4 separate regions of the Homo sapiens genome follow, and regions 2, 3 and 4 are each linked to region 1. A link is a contact called in ENCODE Hi-C or POLR2A ChIA-PET data. All regions are on one chromosome and are shown on one strand. Each heading gives the region's core, a stretch centred on a gene start or an enhancer-like site at or near the end of the contact. The rest is flanking DNA. Distances are from core to core; before and after follow the strand shown. Region 1 holds the start of ARL14EP (ARF like GTPase 14 effector protein). Region 2 holds the start of HIPK3 (homeodomain interacting protein kinase 3). Region 3 holds the start of METTL15 (methyltransferase 15, mitochondrial 12S rRNA N4-cytidine). Region 4 holds the start of CSTF3 (cleavage stimulation factor subunit 3).

What was found. A loop is a pair of places that touch in the nucleus more often than their neighbours do. ChIA-PET counts read pairs that join two places held with the same protein, here RNA polymerase II (POLR2A). Pooled maps may share reads with other maps.
Region 2: a map of CD4-positive, alpha-beta T cell shows a loop between it and region 1 (6-fold over the local background). The contact joins the promoter of HIPK3 here to the promoter of ARL14EP in region 1. A Hi-C loop is called at or near these places in 1 of 168 maps with a recorded cell type or tissue (CD4-positive, alpha-beta T cell), 2 of 37 single-sample maps with no recorded cell type and 8 of 50 pooled maps.
Region 3: a map of CD8-positive, alpha-beta T cell shows a loop between it and region 1 (9-fold over the local background). The contact joins the promoter of METTL15 here to the promoter of ARL14EP in region 1. A Hi-C loop is called at or near these places in 5 of 168 maps with a recorded cell type or tissue (CD4-positive, alpha-beta memory T cell, CD8-positive, alpha-beta T cell, naive thymus-derived CD4-positive, alpha-beta T cell and 1 more), 7 of 37 single-sample maps with no recorded cell type and 19 of 50 pooled maps. POLR2A ChIA-PET finds 5 or more read pairs at or near these places in 4 of 52 experiments (A549, CD4-positive, alpha-beta T cell, activated CD4-positive, alpha-beta T cell and 1 more).
Region 4: a map of B cell shows a loop between it and region 1 (39-fold over the local background). The contact joins the promoter of CSTF3 here to the promoter of ARL14EP in region 1. A Hi-C loop is called at or near these places in 3 of 168 maps with a recorded cell type or tissue (B cell, CD8-positive, alpha-beta T cell and naive thymus-derived CD4-positive, alpha-beta T cell) and 11 of 50 pooled maps. POLR2A ChIA-PET finds 5 or more read pairs at or near these places in 1 of 52 experiments (activated T-cell).

What each region holds. Positions count from the first base shown.
Region 1 is chr11:30,320,019-30,325,392 of GRCh38, forward strand. ARL14EP (ARF like GTPase 14 effector protein) reads left to right here and starts at 3,086. Exons shown (of 4, transcript NM_152316.3): 1 at 3,086-3,184. ARL14EP-DT (ARL14EP divergent transcript) reads right to left here and starts at 2,928. Exons shown (of 2, transcript NR_187437.1): 1 at 2,900-2,928. RefSeq lists silencers at 1,472-1,531, 3,186-3,315 and enhancers at 2,748-3,353, 2,866-3,115.
Region 2 is chr11:33,253,711-33,258,806 of GRCh38, forward strand. It overlaps HIPK3 (homeodomain interacting protein kinase 3), which reads left to right and starts at 3,671. Exons shown (of 17, transcript NM_005734.5): 1 at 3,671-4,179. RefSeq lists silencers at 3,426-3,755, 4,016-4,355, 4,426-4,625 and enhancers at 4,966-5,015, 5,056-5,096.
Region 3 is chr11:28,105,781-28,110,555 of GRCh38, forward strand. METTL15 (methyltransferase 15, mitochondrial 12S rRNA N4-cytidine) reads left to right here and starts at 2,608. Exons shown (of 7, transcript NM_001113528.2): 1 at 2,608-2,672; 2 at 4,386-4,621. KIF18A (kinesin family member 18A) reads right to left here and starts at 2,376. Exons shown (of 17, transcript NM_031217.4): 1 at 2,284-2,376. RefSeq lists enhancers at 1,589-2,113, 1,654-1,913, 2,114-2,637, 2,824-2,903, 4,149-4,649 and 1 more.
Region 4 is chr11:33,159,146-33,164,100 of GRCh38, forward strand. It overlaps CSTF3 (cleavage stimulation factor subunit 3), which reads right to left and starts at 2,335. Exons shown (of 21, transcript NM_001326.3): 1 at 2,154-2,335. The coding sequence starts at 2,180. CSTF3-DT (CSTF3 divergent transcript) reads left to right here and starts at 2,512. Exons shown (of 4, transcript NR_034027.1): 1 at 2,512-2,636. RefSeq lists enhancers at 697-1,564, 2,300-2,719.

The sequences.
Region 1 (5,374 bases), core at 1,836-4,335:
ACAACCTCTTGCACCGACAGAGCCCTGCTTTAAACTTTCCTTTCTTGGTTTGTGGGTCTCTGTTCTTCCCTAGTTTTCTTGCTACCTCGCTGTCTGCTCCTTCTCAGACTTTTCTGAGACCTAAATCTGTTGTTCTAAAATCGTAGTGTGCTGCAAAATCACCTGGGTTGCTTGCCAAAAATGCAGATTCTTGGATCTTATCTGCAGATATTATGATCTGGTAGACTGGCTTGGAGGACCGAGATTCTGATTCAGTAAAATAGAACGAGAGCTCAGAAATTTAGAATAATCTTTAGCCCTATTCTTTCTCATTTTACCCTATACATTCCATAGGTATCATCTTCCCTATCCCACCCAGCTCCAAAGATAGAACTACCACTCACAGACTAACATCTCCCAAAACTCTTATCTTCCAGCTGAGATCCCTCTCTTATCCTGCCCTCTTCTTCCAGCTGCCAGCTGTATATCTTCACTTGGAGGTACATTTGATAAGTTTGAGAAAACTTAGCGTATTCAGTATTTAAATTCTTATCTCTGTTCTCCCTAGCCCATTCCTCCTTTTGACCTCCCAGTTATCCAAGCTAGAAACCTGAAATAATTATTTACTACTTCCTAACCTCTATATCTAATCAGTTAAAAAATCTGACCAATTCTTACTTAACTTCTATCATCTCTATGCCTTTTAAATGTCCTTCATTTAGGGTTTCTCAATCTTGGCTCTACTGAAATCTTGAGCCAGTTAGTTCTTTGTTGTTGGAGGAGGGAGGTTGTCCTGTGCATTGTTAAGTGTTTAGCAGTTACCCTGTCCTTTACCCCTCTAGATACTAGTAGCACCCCTTGCTGGTACAGCCACAATGTTTCTAGACATTACCAAATCCAGTGGGAGGAGGTGAGTGGGAGGGAATCACATTTCAACCCATAGAGCCACTGCCTCACTTGATGGAGGCCCTCTTCTTAATCATCTGCGTTAGGGCAAGAGTTTCCACCTGGCCCTCTAGCCCAGGACCGCACCTCTCTTCTATTCTCTACACTCCTGATAGTTTTACAGTTTTCACAGGTTAAAATTCAGTATCTCTAATATGGCATAAAAAGGGCATTATTTGTTACCTATGCGCCTTTCCAGCTTTCCACTCTACCCATACTGAAAGGCTTTGCAGTTTCCTTAGGGATGGATGAAAGGCGTAAGAAGTGTTAACTATAGACAGTAACTAAGCTAGTAGCTTATGAGATAAATGCAAAACTCCTAGCATATTTTAAATATAGAATATGAGTAAGCATGTACTTTGTGAAACATAGGCAGGATTATGTAAAATATATAGAGTAAGTTAGTAAACTATAAGACATGCCAAAGTTAAATAGAAATATGATGGAATAGAGAGTCACTGATAGCCAAAAAGGGATGGAAAAACTAAGCAATGAGCAATCATGACATCTCTGGGCTATTAACTATGTCACCTCTAAATCAGCCACCCATTGGTCACACTTAGAATAGTCTCATATGTGCTCTGCCCAGGAAATGCAAATAAAACCTGTATCTGTTCAACAACTTACCGAGTAAGCTCTGGCTGTGACCAGGCATACTTCTCTGCGTCTATCCAATAAAGCAGGTGTGTACCATTGGCCCAAAGCACTTTCCACCTGTGGGCCTCCTTGCTGACACCTCACCTCTGGTCCTCGTAAGTATACCACCAGCGGAGAAGGCTGTTGTGGCAGATAGGATATATGAACATTACTTAACCCATGATTCAGGTGATGGCGTCCTTCCACTTGCTTGCACCTTATCCTAAGTGTGTCCACTTACCACAACTCTTTCACCTTTTCACTGGATACTTAAATTGAATAGGCTATATTATTTAATAATCTTAATTTGATCTGTGAGCCTTCTCTGTTTCATTACCTTTAGGATAGCTTGCCTAGTTTACTAGGAAGTCACAATTGCATCAAATTAAGTTCCATGCAGGCATTAATCTCCTCCCAGAACGCTCCTGCTTTAGCCCCTATCATTTTATCCTGTTTATATCCATGTGTTTCTGTTATGACACTTTTCACACCACACTGTGATTAACTGTTTATTCCTCTCTCACTAGTCTGTGAGCTCCTTGGAAGCAGAAATAAATTTTGTTTTTGTCTAATCATTGCTTAACAAAGTGCCAACCACAAAGTAAACAGTAAAAGAATTACAGAATGCAACCTCCTGCAGACACAGTTGAAGAAACTATTCATTGTTTTTTCCTTTCTGTCATTCCCTAGTTCTAGGCATCAAATCGCTTGCCTAGTCGGCGAGCAGTATGAAAGTGGTGGGAGGACCATAGACGCACTGCAGAAAACAGCTTACAGTAGATGCAGAGAATTACTAGCACGCTTGGGCCTTGGTGGGGCTTGTCTTATTTACCTGTTCCTCATTTTTCACTGGGAGTTTAAAACAAGTTTTTGTTTCCCTGCTATCCCGACCTTAAGATAATTAAAAGGCCAAGAATCTTTAAGAGACTTTCAGTTCTCCTGGATTCTAGATAATAAAACCCACTTTAAAAATTAATGAGCACCTATACTGTGACAGACAATAAGGATACAATAAAAATACCATTTCTGTTCTGAGAAAATTTACAAGCATCTTCCTGGAGCCTACATTTTACTCGAAGTAATAGCTATTTTTATAGCTTACAATAAAAGATGCATTTTGGAATATATTTCGCTTGAATTAAAGAAATAGAATGTGAGACCTTAAACAAAGGGTCCGTTCTTCAGATCCTTTTAACTCACACTCTCCTTCAGGGGTCGGGGTATTTGGGTGCAAAAGTTTACTATCACGCACAGGTGTAGAGATGTACAAATACGATCCAATTTAGTGGAAACTGTGTCTTGTAAGAGATGGCCCCCAGGGACCTCCCACATCCCTAACCTCTCGGAGGACTGCAAAAGACAGCATCTGAAGCACCTCTTGCCTCGCCTTGAATCATTTGCCACTTCACACCGCCCCGCCCCTTCCGTCCCCGGAGGCGGCCAGCCTCGTGTCCGCTCTAGGCTTCTCCCGGACGTCTCTTTGTGGTGGCGTTGAGCTCCTCTAGCCCGCGCTTGCCGTCCTCTCAGTGGTAGCGCGGGGACTGGCTGGGAAGCGGTCGGTCGAGTGTGGCCTGTGTGGACTCGCATCTTGCCCGAAGCCGGGCGGAGGAGAGCTCAAGCTAAGGTGGAAGGGGAACGGGGGAGGCCCTGGAGAGGAGTGGGAGAGTGGAGACAGGCCCCTGGGTGGCGAGGGAGCCCGGCGGCGTAACGGGGGAACCCGGGGAGAGGTGGAAGAGGAGGCCCGCACACGTGAGGGGGATTTCCAGCTGCTGGCCGGGGCCTCTCACCCCTACCCCCGCGTAGTTCATCTGCGACGCAACGCCTTGTGTCAAAGCCCAGCACAGGTTCTGCCGCCTCTGACCTCTCTGAGGGTCGTCGCCTGTCCTGTAGGCCCAGGACCTTCAAAGCTACGATTTTGACGTGAACTACTTAGGGTTATTGTGGCCTTGAACTCCGTAGACAGCCTTTATCTCTGCTATTTTTGTTTTTAATTTTTCAAATCAGAATCCTTTCAACCCTGGCCGTTTGAGGCCAAAGGCTAATGTTTATTTTTCCATCCCGGTACCATGAACTTAGTAGGTGCCCACTGGACGGATCTGGTGGTTTTAGTCATTTGTAAATAGCCGTGAACTAAGGAAGAAATGTATGTGGCCTCTTACAGGGTTGGGTTGGGAATCATTGCAGGGTTTGGGGGCACTCTGTTAGGCATGATAACAACAGCTCTAGGCTTGAGTTTCTTCATCTGTAAATGAGAATGATAGTACTTTCCTCAGGGTGGCTATGAAGGTTCCTGAAATGATGTTTGCCCTAAGCACTGTACCTGGCATGTCCTGACTACCACACTTGAACCAAATCTTTTCAATGGTGTTATGGACTATATTTTTGTTTTAAATTGCCTTTACCTTTCTTATTGTACCTAGATCTTCCTGAGGATTGAGACTCTCCTCTTTGCCTTTGGGCCAATTGTCATGTTATAGGTAATCAGTATTTGAAGATGACAGGCACAAAAAGTTCACAGTTGCAGGATGCGTGACTTTTGTAGGCGTATGTACCCATAACTAAAGCTCCTGATTTGGGGAGTAGGGGTAGATTAAATTATATTTTTATTAAATAAGAGATAATCTGGGAAGACGCTGTGTAAGTTGTAAGACCCTATGCCAAGAAAAGCCTTTAATTTTTTTCATAAAACATTTCATGAAAACTTTTTTTATGTTTTTCATAAAAGAGACATCAGTTGACCTAAAAACGAAGTAAATTTTTTGTTTTGTTAAATTTCCTCTAAATGTTACTTTTCCCACTAATAAGGAGACTGGTAACAAACTAAAAAACTATGTTAAGGGAAATTAACATATTGGAACGGGTATTTCTGCATCTCCCCTACAAATTTAGGAAGAAAAAGTGAGTTCCCTAATTAATCCTCAATTCCCTCTGCTGTTGTTTTGTTAGTGGCTGTTTTGCTGTTTTGTTAGTGGTGGGGGGGGTGTTCTGCATTAACACCCCGAAACCCCTGTGATAATGTCCTAGACCTTGCAAGCATCATGGCCGCGTGTGAGTTTTCTCAGCTTCCTCAACCTAATCTACCTTCCTTACCGTTTGGTAATGGGCAGCAAGAGAAAATGCTTAAGAACTCTTTAAAACTACTGATGTTTTAAAGTAAAGCTGGATAATTCCCTGAGCTGGCAGCGTTCAAATTGTATGAGGAGCAAATACTTTTGTTTACTGCCTAAGGTAGTAGGAGAGGTCTAATCAAAGTATTCTACATTTATTTCATTCTCTTTTGATTCTTAGGTAGTGCTACAAAAATATTAAATGTTAATCTTAGAATACAAAACATGCTGTATTTAGGCACTAAAGTAAAGTGATGTCAATCCTAAGGCAGCAGAAAGTCTTAATTTTCTCCTATGCAGAATTTTTAAAAGACAATGTCAGATAAGAAATCTGGACTTAGGAGAGACTTTATTCAAAAGGGTTATCACAAAAGGAGAAAAGGGACTTTTGCAATGGGTAGAACCAAAAGATCTGCAAGAATCTCCAAGGAGTGAACTGTGCTAGAAAGTTTTGGTGTGAGGAAGTAGGATATAAGGGTGGCTTGATCTAATAGTAGATCTGAGAATGTTATTCCTTGGCTCTGGCTGAGAGTTGGCCAAAGCTCAGGAACCTGGGGGAAGGAGAGAAACTAAAGTTTGATTAACAAGTATTTTGTTCCACTTGATCTGTAGGGCCAAGCAGATCAGCAAATTATTCATAAATTCATAGTTGAAGCAAAAAATGAGAATTTGGAGGGTCTTTCTTTTGCCTGGTCATAGGTAAACAA
Region 2 (5,096 bases), core at 2,421-4,920, 2.9 Mb after region 1:
TTTGAGTAAGGACAGGAAAGAAAGGTGGATGGCTATACTTGAGGAATGTTTCAGGCAGAAGGTGATCCAGGCACCTACGGAGCTCCAGAGAGTGGCTGGAGTAAGGAGACAAAAAGTTGATTGAGTTCCTTGTGGGCTAGTTCTGTGAAGGATTTTATTTGTTTATTTACTTACTTACTTACTCAGAGACAGGGTCTTACTCTGTCGCCCAGGCTGGAGTGCAGTGGTGTGATCACAACTCACTGCAGCCTCAGGGCCCATCTCAGCCTCCCGAGTAGCTGGGACTACAGGCGTGCACCACCAGGCCAGGCTAGTTTTTGTATTTTTTGTAGAGAGAGAGGGGTTTTTGAAGAGGCTAGGTCTTGCTCAGTGATAGAATTACAGGTGTGAGCCACCAAGTCTGGCCCTTAAGTAATTTTTTTGAATGAAAACATTAAGGTTTTCTTTAGTATCTTCCTGTTTTATTTTTTAGAGGCAAGATCTTGCTCTGTCACTTAGCCTGGAGTGCAGTGGCGAAATCACAGCTCACTGCAGCCTGGAACTCATGGGCTCAAGCAATCCCCCAACCTCAGCTTCCCAAAGTGCTGGGATTACAGATGTGAGCTACCATGCCCTCCCCCAGCCTGCATTTTTGAGAGATCTTAGCACTATGAGAAATTTTCCTTAAAAAAAAAAAACAACCCTCAAACTTTGTAAAATAGCTACATTAGGGGCTTTGGGAGATTATCTAGATGTTTGTGTTCAGAATAGATTTGAAAGCCAGGCGCAGTGGCTCACACCTGAAATCCCAGCACTTTTGGGAGGCTGAGGTGGGCGGATCACTTGAGGCCAGGAGTTCCAGACCAGTCTGGCCAACATAATGAAACCGCATCTCCATACTAAAAATAAAAAAAAAATAGCTGGCTGTGGTGGTGCGTGTCTGTAATCCCAGTTAGGTGGGAGGCTGAGGTGGATGGATCCCTTGAGCCCAGGGAGTTGAGGCTGTGGTGAATGGAGATCACACCACTGTGCTCCAGCCTGGGTGACAAAATTAGACTCTGTCAGGTCAGGAGATCAAGACCATCCTGGCTAACATGGTGAAACCCCATCTCTACTACAAATACAAAAAATTAGCTGGGCGTGGTGGCACGGGCCTGTAGTCCCAGCTACTTGGGAGGCTGAGGCAGGAGAATCGCCTGAACCTGGGAGGCGGAAGTTGCAGTCCCAGCTACTTGGGAGGCTGAGGCAGGAGAATCGCCTGAACCTGGGAGGCAGAGGAGCTGATATCGTGCCTCAAAAAAAGAAAGATTTGAAGGGGAAGAGATTAGAGGTAAAGAAATTAGGTTAGGAGACAATAGGTATAAAGTGAAGGGGGGCTGGAATATATCATTTACTTATTTTGCAACATTTACTAAGGTCTTACCACAAGTCAGGCACTGTATTAGGCACTTGCAATATAATGGTTAAAAAAAAAGATGAGGCCGGGCGTGGTGGCTCATGCCTGTAATCCCAACACTTTGGGAGGCTGAGGTGGACAGAGCACGAGGTCAAGGGATCGAGACCATCCTGGCCAACATGGTAAAACCCCGTCTCTGCTAAAAGTACAAAAATTAGCTGGGTATGGTGGGGCATGCCTGTAGTCTCAGCTATTCGGGAGGCTGAAGCAGGAGAATTGCTTGAACCCTGGCAATAGAGCGAGACTTCATCTAAAAAAAAAAAAAGATGAATGAATCCCCTCCTGGAATATATAGTGTAGTGAGTAGCAACATGCAGGAGATAGAAAGGAAAATAAATCCTTGTCTCTCATTTCCATCTCTTCATGGATGTAGCAAATACAGGGAATGGAAGCCTTCCATTAGAGATGGCCTCCTTAAATGTCTGCAAAAATTCTGAAATTTGAAGTTCTAGTGGAATAGTTTCTCTGTTCCTCCTGACAGATTTTTCTACTATTGTAGCTTTCTCCGTTGAGTAAATGATTTTATCCTCTTTGATTCTTTTGACTATTGTTCTTAAGAAAAATAAAAAGTAACGAAATACTAAGTGAAAAGGAATGGTTCATAGGCTATCTCTCTGAAAGGCAGCCATTGTTTTGTTCTTCTATATTGGAAGCCTTTTCAGCTGGTTATCCTCTCTAACCTGAAAACAACTGTCATTCGAAAGTGTTATTTCCAGTGGCCTCAGGGCATACTATCCTTTCTCTTTTATTTTATTTTTTGAGACAGAGTCTCTCCCTGTCGCCCAGGTTGGAGTGCAGTGGCTCAAGCGATTCAAGCGATTCTCTTACCTCAGCTCTCGAGTAGCTGGGATTACAGGCGCCCGCCACCACGCCCAGCTAATTTTTGCATTTTTAGTAGAGACCAGGTTTCACTATGTTGGCCAGGCTGGTCTTGAACTCCTGACCACAGGTGATCCACCCGCCTCAGCCTCCCAAAGTGCTGGGATTACATGTGCGAGCCACCGCGCCCGGCCTCCTTTGTCTCTTAAAGGCATTATCCAAAATACTCATCTTCCGGTTTGAAGAGCAGCAGGGATTAAATGTGTATTATGTATGCAGCAATTTGCCACTCCCTTTGCCCTGCCCCAGTTACTGCAATAGAAAATTTCTGGGAATAAATACATCTCTGGTAAATTCAATCTTGCTAGTGAAGATTATGAAGGAAACAAAGAAAGGACACTTCCATTCCAGAAAGGTGTTTGTTTCCCAAAAGGTTAGACATTGATTCAGAACAAAGGGAACCTGAGGAAACGGGTATAAAAGAAAATCAACTCTGAATGTGAGGTATTAGAAAGCCATTTGTTTCCTAGGGAAAAGGAGGAAAGATGGGGTGGGAGACATGGGCTTTACTGTATAACCTTGGTCATGTCACCTAAACTTCTTGGAACTCCTGAGTGTAAGAGTTGGGACCAAGGATCGCAAAGCTTCTTTCATTCCTAAAATTCTATGGTTCCACGATTATGTAAGCTGAAACAGGCCATTCTGTTGATTTCCTAATCTCCAGGAGGAAAGAAACTAGTCTTTGGGAGTTAAACCGACTAATTTAACGGAGAATTACCAATGTGGAGGTGGGCGAACTTCACAATTATGGGGTTTTGGACAGTAGAGATGCTCTTAAAATTTCCAAGAGGACCCTTCCCCCGTCCTTGAACCTGGCTTTACAATTCTCTTCACTCTTTGGGATAGGGGAGCGGGTAGAACCTAGTTTAGATTGAGGTCGTTCATTTGAGCATTTCCCCTTTACTTATTTTGGGACCTTTAACGACCAAATGCCGAGAAACAGATCCTTAATTACGGTTCCGGGATCTCGAAAGGCCTGTAAAATCCTGCTTCCGCATCTTCATCCTTTCTTCGGGTATTGGGATCTTTTTTAAAAATGTGTATTTCTGGCGGAGGGGGCATGGAGTGAGGTTCAGAACAGCAGAGCCGGGCTGACGGATGCTTCTTTCGCGGGAGGCTTGGCTTGCGGGACTCCGGGTTGGGGCCGCACGGGCTGGCAGGCGGGCTCCGGGCAACAAGGGCGCGGCTGCGGACTGGCGGGCGGACCCCGGGGAGGGGCTTCACGGAGGCGCCGCGGCCGGAGCGGAGCGGAGCCGCCCGGGCTGGGCGCGCAGCGCTGCCGGGCGGGCGGTGGCGCTGCGGAGGCGGTGGCCGAGGCCGACGAGCGCGGAGGAGGGGCCCGAGGCTGGGGCGGCTGGTGGCAGCTGCCTCAGTGACGACTGCCGGCATCGCGGCGACCTGAGGAGATCAAGCCGCAGGCCCCGCCGTCGCCACCACTCCCGCCAGTCTTCCTTCTCCGCTCCCGGCCGGGGCGTCAGGAATGGGCCCCAATCGCCGTGGGCCCCGCACCCTGCGTCGCCCGTAGGCCCCAGTAGCCGGAGGCCGACCGGCCTCCCACTACCCCTCGCCCTAGCCAAGCCGTCCCCACCCCAAATCCCCGGGAAGGAAGATGAGGGAGACGGGCCCGGCGCTTAGCAGCCAGAGCAGCAGCAGCAGCAGCAGCGGTCGGGGGAGGGTGTTTCGCCGTTTCCTCTCAGCCGCCAGGACAAGATGGCAGCGGCCGCGGAGAGGGGCTGAGCCCGGGCTGGGTGGTGCCGCCTGCTGAAGCGCCTGGCTCCCGGTCCCCGGCACGGCCCTGCGCCCCACCCCGGACATGCTCAGGGCTGCGGCCGCCCGAAGAGGAGAGAGCGCGGGCCTCTAGGAAGGTAAGGGAGTCGAGCGAGGGGCGCCGCCACCCCGGGGTGGGGGGATCGGCTCCGTCTGCGGGCTCCGCGGCCAGCGGACCCCAAGCCTGACCCGGGCCTGGCCCGACACCTCCGGCGCAGCCCGCACTCATTGCGCGTCCCGTGCCCCATCCGCATCCCCAGCGCTCTCGTGCTCCCAGTTTCCGCCCTAGCCCCTGCAGTGTGGCCCGGTATGAGCCGCTCCCTCGAAGCCGGCGCCACGCCAGGCCCTGGGCCGCCGGACGCGGGGGCCGTAGCCTCCGGGAAGCCGCGCCTGGCCGGGGCCCGGGGGCCTCGGCCCCCCCTCCCCCTGCCAAGGTTGCGCAACGGCTCTTCCCAGCAACCGAAGTTTTGTTTAGTCCCACGGGGAGCCTCTCTTCCCCCTCCGCAGTCCTAGGCCGTAACTACGGAGATCCCTTTCCTTTCATTAAGGGGAACAAACAAACGCGCAGGCACGCAGCTTGAGCACCCCAGCCGATGGCCGCGTCCCGGGCTTTGTGGCCCCGTCCCCAGCGTCGCGGAGCAGCGGGTTTGCAGGGTGTCAACTCTGGGGACGTGCGTGCGTGTGTGTGATTGTTGGGGAGGAGAAATGTGATCCGCGGCTCCGCGTCCCCAGCGGCGGCGGGAGGAAGGCGTGGCGGCCGCGCGGCGGGGCTGTTGCCGGCTTCTCTCGTTACGGTGGCTGCCGCCCGCTTCCCTTCGCCGCACTGGGAGAACTGGCGGAAAGACTTTGGATGAAAATGTCTGTTTCTCTGTCGGGAGGGAGACGGCTGTTGTAAAATGGTATGTGGCTCTCGGGGAATCCTGTTGTTCCCGTCTCATCTCTGCTTGAGGAATTGCGCTGAAGAGTGTGTGCGTAAATTACCTTGGACTTGTTACAGAGTAGTCGTAACACGTTC
Region 3 (4,775 bases), core at 1,358-3,857, 2.2 Mb before region 1:
AGATTAGGTTGATATGGTGATAATTATTAATAATGAACAACAATGCTTTTCATTTGAGTATGTACACTCTGTCTCATGCATTATAGTAAACACTTGACATTCGTCATTGCATTCAATCCTTATAATAATCACGTAAGGTAGGTTGTAGTAGTATTTCCATTTTACAAAAACAAAGACTTAGCCTTAGGATAAGTAACTTTTCCAAGATGACGTAACAAGTGGGCAACCAAATGTCAAATATAAGTCAATTCAGTCAAAGATTCACCCCTAATTTTATGAAAGTACTATAATAAATTTAATTCATTGATTGTATTCACTGATACGTTCATCAAAAGCATTCAGATCATGTGATGCATCACATGGCATTCACCTGCTCTAAAGTCTCCAATGACTTCTCACCAGAAGAATAAAACACAAACTCCTTAACGGGTACAAATCTAAAGTCCATGTTATTAACAGCTAGGTTCTACTGGAATCAGAAGAGAATGCTTCCAAACAATGATACAGAAGTAGAGTGACAGTTATGATATATTAAATACAAACTCAAACCTGAATTAGATTCAGATTCAACAAACACTGTATAGGACTGAAAACGATACTCAACACTATCATCTACAGTCCATCTTAAAGCTCTTTTTGGAATATCAGTCTTGGGGGCACTACTCCCACCAACTTACAACCATCAGGGAAGAATAAAAGGTTCAACTGGAGGGAAGGCCGGCACTGACAGCTGAGCTATTTTTTTTCCTCTTAGTTTTCACAGTTGTCAGCAAAAAAAAAAAAAAAAAAAAAATCATTTTTATCGTGTCTCTTAATTGATTTGGGGTATTTCTATGATGGGACAAGATGCACTTTCAATATAAAAATATTATGTATTTGTAAATACTTTTCAATAGTAGAAGAGGAAGGGCTGGGTGCCCTGCCTCACACCTGTAATTCCTGCACTTTAGGAGGCCGAGGCGGGCAGATGGCTTGAGGTCAGGAGTTCGAGACCAGCCTGGCCAACACAGTGAATCCCCGTCTCTACCAAAGATACAAAAATTAGCCGAGTGTGGTGGCAAACGCCTGTAATCCCAGCTACTCGGGAGGCTGAGGCACGAGAATTGCTTGAACCTGGGAGGTGGAGGTTGCAGTGAGCAGCGATCACGTCACTGCACTCCAGCTTGGACCACAGAGCGAGACTCTGTCTCAAATAAATGAATAAATAATAGAAAAGGAGATTAATTACTACTATTAAAGGCAGATAATCTTTTAAGTTTTTTTCTTTGTGATTGTGCTTTGTAGATAATCTTTGTTTATTGAAATAGTTCTTACAAACTATGAACTTAATAAGAAGCACTATCTAGTCATTGGATATCACATTCTCTAGCATCAAAGTTTATAAAAACCTTACAAAAACGAAACAGGAGGCTAGACGTGGTGGAATGACACTAAAAATTAAAATCTGTAGAGTGCCTAAATTTCTACCTAATTATCCATAATCTAAACTATATATTATACCACAAAATCAGTTCATTCTGGTCAAATACTCTCTTCTCATATAATAAACAGCAGTCAGTCTTGGCTTCTCTGTAACTGAGTGACTAATGAGCTCCTAAAAAAAAAAAAAAGTCCTGCGGAAACCAAGAACAGACTATAGGACTGATTCTAAATGTTTACAGTTTAATTTCATCTGCAGAGCATTTGCCAAACAGTATCTCTTCCGTACCTCATCTGATCCTCGGCAATCCCGTTAGGCAGTCAGAGCGGCTTTTATCTCGATGCTACCTACAACTGGGGCTCAGGAGGGGTTCCCGATTGACCAGTGCAAGACTAACAGTTAAAGCTCTTCAGACAAAAATTTTATGCAGTGATGAACAAAAGCTCCTCGTTTGATAGGTAAGCCCCTGGGTACGCTTATATGTGAGTCTGAAACAAAACACTCCCAATTTGGAGTCCGGAAAAAAGCTGACACTACAAGGTGCTGGGCAGTTAAAGTTCTCTGCCAGTCTGGGAAAGGGGCCAAGATGCCCTTTAAAACTTAAGACTTCCTCTCAGGACTTAAGGAGATCCCTGCCCTTCCAGCTGAGCAGTCGAGGATTACGGTCAAGCAGAGCTGTGCTCTTAGCAGGTTCTCGAATCCCTTTTTCCTTTCACTTTCTCCCCAGGTACCCTGATCCCCCACCCCTCAACGCTTCTGTGTTTGTCAAGAAGCCCACCTGGTCTTCTAGACCTGAAGCGGCAGGACCCTCCGTTCCCAATAATACAAGTCACCAAAAGGAGCGTCCCAGAGTCCAGTTTTACCTTCATGTGCCTCTCACTCACTTCAGGCCCAGGCCAGGTTACCGCAACCACTTCACTTTAATGTCCGCCTCCCAGCGCTTCAGACTCAACCACAATATTCAAACCCAAGCCACTTTCCTCAGCGCTTCGTTTCATTGGCTGCCGCTCGCGTGATGTCATCACGTCGGACGCTGTCACGGCTCGCGGCAGCTTGGCGCCAAGAAGCTCAGCCTGGCTGCGCAGGGGAAGCTCTTTGCTTGCTCGTCACCGTGGCAACGCGCGCGGCCGTTTCCGGAGGCGGTGGCCAAAGTGGGCGGGGCTAGGCCGGAGCTGCTGGTGGGAGGCAGCCACTTGAGATCACCAGGCCTCCTGTAGACCGGCGGGTGCAGGGCCCGGTCCCAGAGTTAAGGGTGTGAGTGAGACTGCTGCGGGCAGGGGTTGGCCTATGCCCTCTGCTAGGGGGAGAGGTGGAGTTTGGGTGTGGATTAATGGGTTCTGGGTGTTTATTTTCTTTTCTCTGAGTAGTGAGGCCTCCAAGAAGTTGTAGGGACCTGTTTCTTCCAGACACATTAATATGGGCCAAAATGTGGGGTCTCTTCACCTGAATTAATTGGAGATCTTTTGGGTTGAGGCCTCAGGCTTCATTTCTCAGGACTTCCAGGCCTACTCCCATTAGTACTGACCGTGAAACTATTTTCTGTTTGGTTACTTTTTACATTCTCTGTCTAATGATGGCATAACAAAATAAATTTAAAGATTTTGGCTTGGTTTATTATTAGGTGAAGTGATTTTTTTTAAGTCCCAGGTTATAGATATTATTTCAGCATAGACACTTTAAAAAGAGAGAAAATACCTGGAACAAATCGGAAATACGTTTGCTAAAATAACTTTATTTGGCAGGGTGTTTTTAATAACAGTATCTGAATTTCATTGTTCTATATATTACTGTTATTGTATCCATTTAGCAATTATTTAGATTTTAGACACAATAGTATGCAATGGAATCAAACTCTTCCCTCTTGGAGCTTATATTTTGTGGATTCAATATCACTTTATAAATAGGATGACTCATACCCATGCAGAGTATTATAAATGCAACAATATATGGAAACCTCTGTATTATGGACATTTATTTCCTGTTGAGGAAAATCGGGAGTATTGTGTACTGTATGTGATGCATGTTATATTATTGTTTCTGATCACTAGACAGAGGATCAATAAAGCTACTACTTATTTTTGGCTGTATTACGTGTATCTTAGCTAATGAAATGGTTATTTGTGTGCTGCTGGTCTTGGTAATAAAATCGAGATGTCTTTATTTCCAGTAAGAACTCATTGTATAGTACTTTACGTTTTGACTTCCCAGGTATTTTATTAGTCCCTTTACATATGGTCTCTCAGTTAATTCTCAAAACAGCCCATGAGACGTAGGTAATATTATTTTCATTTTTCTGAGAGAAAACTGAAGTTTTCAGAAAATTCCTAACACAAAATTTTGTCTTGAACTATACAGGCAAGGCAATTCAGAATTGAGTCATTTGTCTCTGAAATACTTTCTGGATTAAGTGACATTAAGAGAATATCTTAATCCAGTCTGAAAATATGCATATTTTGCCAGTTGCTTGTAAAATTGCATGGATCATTGGTGAAGAATAGAAGTGTTTTAAAGTTTGTCTTTTTTGACACCCACATTGTATAAGGTTTATCAGTGCCACAGATGTTTTCACACCTAATCCAAGTACTTTAGATTTCAAATTCAGTGTTACACTTGCCATTTAACAGTGTTCAGATGATGAGGTCCATATTTTAAAGGAATTGTACATTTGGTTAAAGCAGAGAGATTTTGACATTACAATCAATCCCACTACTGTGCCACCTTGCTCCTTGTAGTTTCTAAACATAGAGCTAATGAGACAGAAATTCCCACTTTTAGTTAAAAATTGGAGTATAACTGCTGTGTTATCAGAATACAAGTTTAATATACTTTCATTGTAAACCAAAGAGCAGAGATAAGGATAAATGAAAAGTTAGATTTAAAGTTGTTTCAGACCAAAAAATAAAAATGGAAAAAGTAAAAGTGAATTTAAACATGGCAATAGTGAGGTCTTATTTATTTCCCCCAGGAAAGTCGTTTGGAAACCCCAGGCCAACAGGACCCTTTGGCAGCTGAGGCTGGAAACAGCGGAACCAAAGGCAGACGGTCCTCAGTTGCTTGGGCGGACGTGGACCCAATCTGTCCGTCCTTACAAGTTTCCCCCAGGGGCAGGACCTAGACGCGCGGCGCATTCAGGTTCTCCTGGACCGTAGTGGTAGTCGCTGGCCCGAGTTAGAGGCCAGCTGAGAAGTCTTCGTGCTTCAGGTGAGGAGAAGGGGACCGAGTCCCGGGAACTCGTTTTGGAAACCACCAAACCTTTGGGGGTACTCCACAGGGGTCGCTGGATTCGTCCGGAGCAAAAGAAAAATACGCCCCTGACCCTCTCCCTCTCTTCAACACGCCTTCAACCTGGGTTTGG
Region 4 (4,955 bases), core at 1,085-3,584, 2.8 Mb after region 1:
AAAATACTTTCAAATAAACATGCGTGGACCAGGCGTGGTGGCTCGTGCCTGTCTGTAATCCCAACACTTGGGGACACTGAGGTGGGTGAATCGCTTGAGCCCAGGAGTTCCAGACCAGGCTGGGCAACATGGTGAATTCCTGTCTCTACAAAAAAAATACAAAAATTAGGCCAGGTACGGTGGCTCACGCCTGTAAATCCAGCACTTTGGAAGGCAGAGGTAGGCGGATCACTTGAGGTCAGGAGTTCGAGACCAGCCTGGGCAACGTGGCAAAATCCCCGTCTCTACTTAAAATACAAAAATTAGCGGGGCATGGTGGTGGGCGCCTGTAATCCCAGCTACTGGGGTGGCTGAGGCAGGAGAATCGCTTGAACCGGGAGGCGGAGGCTGCAGTAAGGCGAAATCGCGCCACTGCACTCCAGTCTGGGCGACAGAGCAAGGCTCCATCTCAAAAAAAAAAAAAAAAAAAAAAAAAAAATTAGCTGGGCATGGTGGCGCGCGCCTGTACTCCCAGCTACGGAGGAGGCTGAGGTGGCAGGATCACAGAGCGCAGGGAGGTCGAAGCTATGGTGAGCTGTGATGGCGTCACAGCACTCTAGTGTGAGTGACAAAGACTCTGTTCTCAATCTATCAGCATGGGGAGATAAAGCAAATATGGCAAGGCTTTCAGCTGTTGATTCCAGGCGAAGAGTTGTCCTACAGGTGTTCACTGCACTTTTCTTTCAACTTTTCTCTATGTTCTAAACTTTGCACAATAAAACCTTTGGGAGAAATTATTTTTCTATAAATTTTCACCACCATCTGTCCCACTGAAACACCACAGTTCTAAAACATTCAAGAGGTCATGGTAACATTTCCGTGTCTTTGTAATTTTAGATAAATTCTAAGAATTAACAATGAATTTCGAAAACTTTCAATGAAACCTCAGTTCATTAGTCCTTCACTTTCAGATAACAAATACTAGATCAGAAAAGGGGTAAACAGTTTTGATACAGTAATTTTAAGACTTTGCATGCTTGGGCATGCTAACACTATGTAAAATGTAAATAGTGCGAAGATTTCTGGACTGAAACCAGTCCTCGGGCAAACACAAAACAATTTAATCAAACTGCCGACATAATGAAATCTACAGTCTTACAGACTATGCAATAGAACGCTCCTATTTTGCCTCATCTCTGCCAACCTCCAATAACATCTTCCACGTTATAAGCTAGGGAACCTGAAAAACGAAAACCTAAGTGCATGTCGTTGCTATGGCAATGGGAAATTTCAGGAAATTGAGACTGCAGGCTACCTAGCCTCCATTTTAGAAACTGTATTTATCTAAACACACCAGGACTTAGATCGAAAAACACATTTAATGGCATTTTTCATAACTATTTAGCTTCCTCTTTCACACTAAAAGGTAAATACTATCCTACAAAATTCTGAATACAAAGAGCAAAAGAAACAAATCACACTGATCTAACCTAAAAGTGTGAATTTTAAAATATTTAGTTGTCACTCATATTTACTATTAAAACAGATGCTTTTATTTACAGTGGCCAAAACAGACTTCTCATTTTCAACTTATACCTGCAATGTTTATGTAGCTGGAAAAATGAAAACGAAATGTGGCTAAAAGAAAAGAAAACGAAAGAAAGCCACAAAATTCCCAAAACCTCAGCATAACTTGCTTCTTTCTTCACTCGCTCTCATTAAGTCTTAATTCTCCAGATTAGCTTTGTCTCAAATATTTCTCAAACTAGTAACCTATTTCTGGGTACAGTATATTTGGCGGGGTAAAAGAAACACTGTCAAGTTTTTCTAAAACGTCGGGTGCACGTTAAAATAATTCCTATCCACTCTAATACCAAAACGATATCAAAGGAAAGCATCCCATCTGGAGTAGTCCCATGAATCTAAATAGGACGAAGCAGCCTACCGCTATTGTCTAAATCAAGTATTTACTCGTATTCATGCCTAAGAGAGAGAAGTAAAAAAAAAAAAATTAAATCTTAGATCTTGCTCCCCATTCCCACCACTCTTCTATATACCCTGTCCCCCGGGTTCACTAGACCCAATTCCTTCCTCAGCCGAACATGTCTGGAGCAGTCGGAGGAACAGACGTGGAGAAGAGGTCGCCACGAGGCCCCACCACTCTCCTTCCTCACCTGCTCCGTGGCTCCGTCTCCTGACATGGCCTCAGCTGATTACAACGTGCGCACTGACCGTCGATGGGAAGCTAGAAAAGAAAAATTAAACTAAAAACCACCCCCAAATCAGTAAAGTTACCCCCTGCCCAGCTGAGCCAGACCGCCAACACCAATCGCCACCGCCCACTCAAATATGAATTAAAATGGCTGCGCCCCTGCCGGCCGAGGAGGAGGTGTGTGGCTTCCGCATTAACTTCCGGGGCAGTGGGCGGGGCTAATTTCGCGACTCTGGTTATTCCGAGCGTGCAGAAAGCAGCGAGATCCCGGGGCGGGCCCAATTCCTGGGCTGACGTCACTACCCTGGCTTGGAGAGGCTGTTGCTGAGCCGGCTCCAACCGGCTGGAAGGCGGGAAGCTGTTTCGCCTGGAGGCTCGCGCGCTTTTTGGAATTCAGTTATCAAGCTTTAGAGCCTGGCTACTCACAGTTGAAGCCTGATTGCAGGTCAGCAATGCTAAACGTTAAATGCCTCTTATATTTAGGGGATAAGGACTCCGTGGAGGTTTTCTCTGGTCCCAGCTCCTGCTTTTTACTTTTCTTGGGGGTGGGAGGGATAGATCAAGCCCCCATTAATTTTTACTGCCACCGTCGACTCTTGTGTAGAAAGCTTTGAAGTCTGAGACCTGGGTTTTCAGCTCAACATCTCAGCTTGGTTCCTTGACTGCAAAGTAGGTATAATTGTTTGTAGCCCAGACTGCTTGGATTTTAACGAAGATAAGTAACTCTGGTAATTAAACTTCGTACCTCAGCTTTCTGGCCTATAGATGGGAATAATAATAGTACCTGCAAGTGAAATAAATTATACATAGAAAAGTGTTAGAACAGTACCTGGCATTAAGATTAAATGAGATTGACTGGGCGCGGTGGCCCACGCCTGTAATCCCAGCAGTTTGGGAGGCCAAAACGGATGGATCATTTAAAGTCAGGAGTTCTAGGCCAGGTGCGGTGGCTCACGCCTGTAATCGCAGCACTTTGGGAGGCTGAGGCGGGCGGATCACAAGGTCAGGAGATGAGACCATCCTGGCTAATACGGTAAAACCCCGTCTCTACTAAAAATACACACACACACAAAAAAAAATTAGCCGGGCGTGGTGGCGGGCGCCTGTAGTCCCAGCTACTCCGGATGCTGAGGCAGGAGACTGGCGTGAACCTGGGAGGCGGAGCTTGCAGTGAGCCGAGATCGCGCCACTGCACTCCAGCCTGGGCGGCAGAGCGAGACTCCGTCTCAGAAAATAAATAAATAAAGTCAGGAATTCAGGACCAACCTGGCCAACTTGGTGAAATCTCGTCTCTACCAAAAATACAAAAAAAGTAGCCGGGCGTGGTGGTTTGCGCCTGTAGTCCCAGTTACTCGGGAAGCTTAAGCAGGAGAATCGCTTGAACCCGCGAGGCGGAGGTTGCAGTGAGCCGAGATTCCAGCCTGGACTACAGAGCGAGACTCCGTCTCAAAAAAAATAAAAAATAAAAAATTAAATGATACTAAATCTTCTCAAACTGCTCTTCCATTTAAGCGTCATCGTTAGATGTCTGCAAGCATTTCTCGCCTACGGGGGTCCAATGCCCTAAAATAACCTAGTGAACTGTTCCCAGACTCGCCTTATTCTTTTAGGTCTCCTTTCCTCTGCTCAAACTTACACTTACTCCCTTTCCACAGGCTGAAATCTTACCCTTAAAATAATCAGACACATGAGCAAAAGATATGTATTAACAGATGTTCATTGCACCATCCAGCAATGGAGGACTGGTTAAAAATATCACAAGATTTATCTCTGCAATGGAATATCACACAGCAAACTGATGCTAATGTACGATGACTGACAGAAAGGCAACCACCGTATTAAATGAAGAAAAGCAGAATATGAAAGTGTTTTACGTATATATACTTACCACTTTAGCATCCTAATCTGAAAATCCAAAATCTGAAATACTCCAATGAGCATTTCCTTTGAGAGTCATGTCAGTGCTTAAAAAGTTAGATTTTGGAGCGTTTTGAGTTTTGGAACATTTAGGTTTTTTTTTTTTTTTCTCTTGAGGCAGAGTCTTGCTCTGTCGCCCAGGCCGGAGTGCAGTGGTGCGATCTCGGCTCACTGCACCCTACACCTCCCAGGTTCAAGCGATTCTCCTGCCTCAGCCTCCTGAGTAGCTGGGATTACAGGCGTGCGCCACCACGCCCGGCTAATTTTTGTATTTTTTCTTTTTCTTTTTTTTTTTTTGAGACGGAGTCTCGCTCTGTCGCCCAGGCTGGAGTGCAGTGGCACAATCTCGGCTCACTGCAAGCTCCCAAGCTCCGCCTCCTGGGTTCACTCCACTCTCCTGCCTCAGCCTCCCAAGTACCTGGGACTACAGGCGCCTGCCACCGCCCTGGCTAATTTTTTTGTATTTTTAGTAAAGAAGGGGTTTCACCATGTTGGCCAAGCTGGTCTGAACTCCTGGCCTCAAGTGATCCACCCAACTCGGCCTCCCCAAGGATTGGGATGACAGGCGTGAGCTAACGCGCCTGGCCCAGATTTTTGAATTAGGGATACTCAACCTGTTATAAATATATATATATATATATATATATATATATATATATATATATATATATATTTTTTTTTTTTTTTTTTTTTTTTTTTTTTTTGACACTGAGTCTCGCCCTTTCACCCAGGCTGGAGTGCAGTGGTGCGATCTCGGCTCACTGCAAGCTCTGCCTCCTGGGTTCAAGTGATTCTCGTGCCTCAGCCTCCTTAGTAGCTGGGATTACAGGCTCCCACCACCACACCG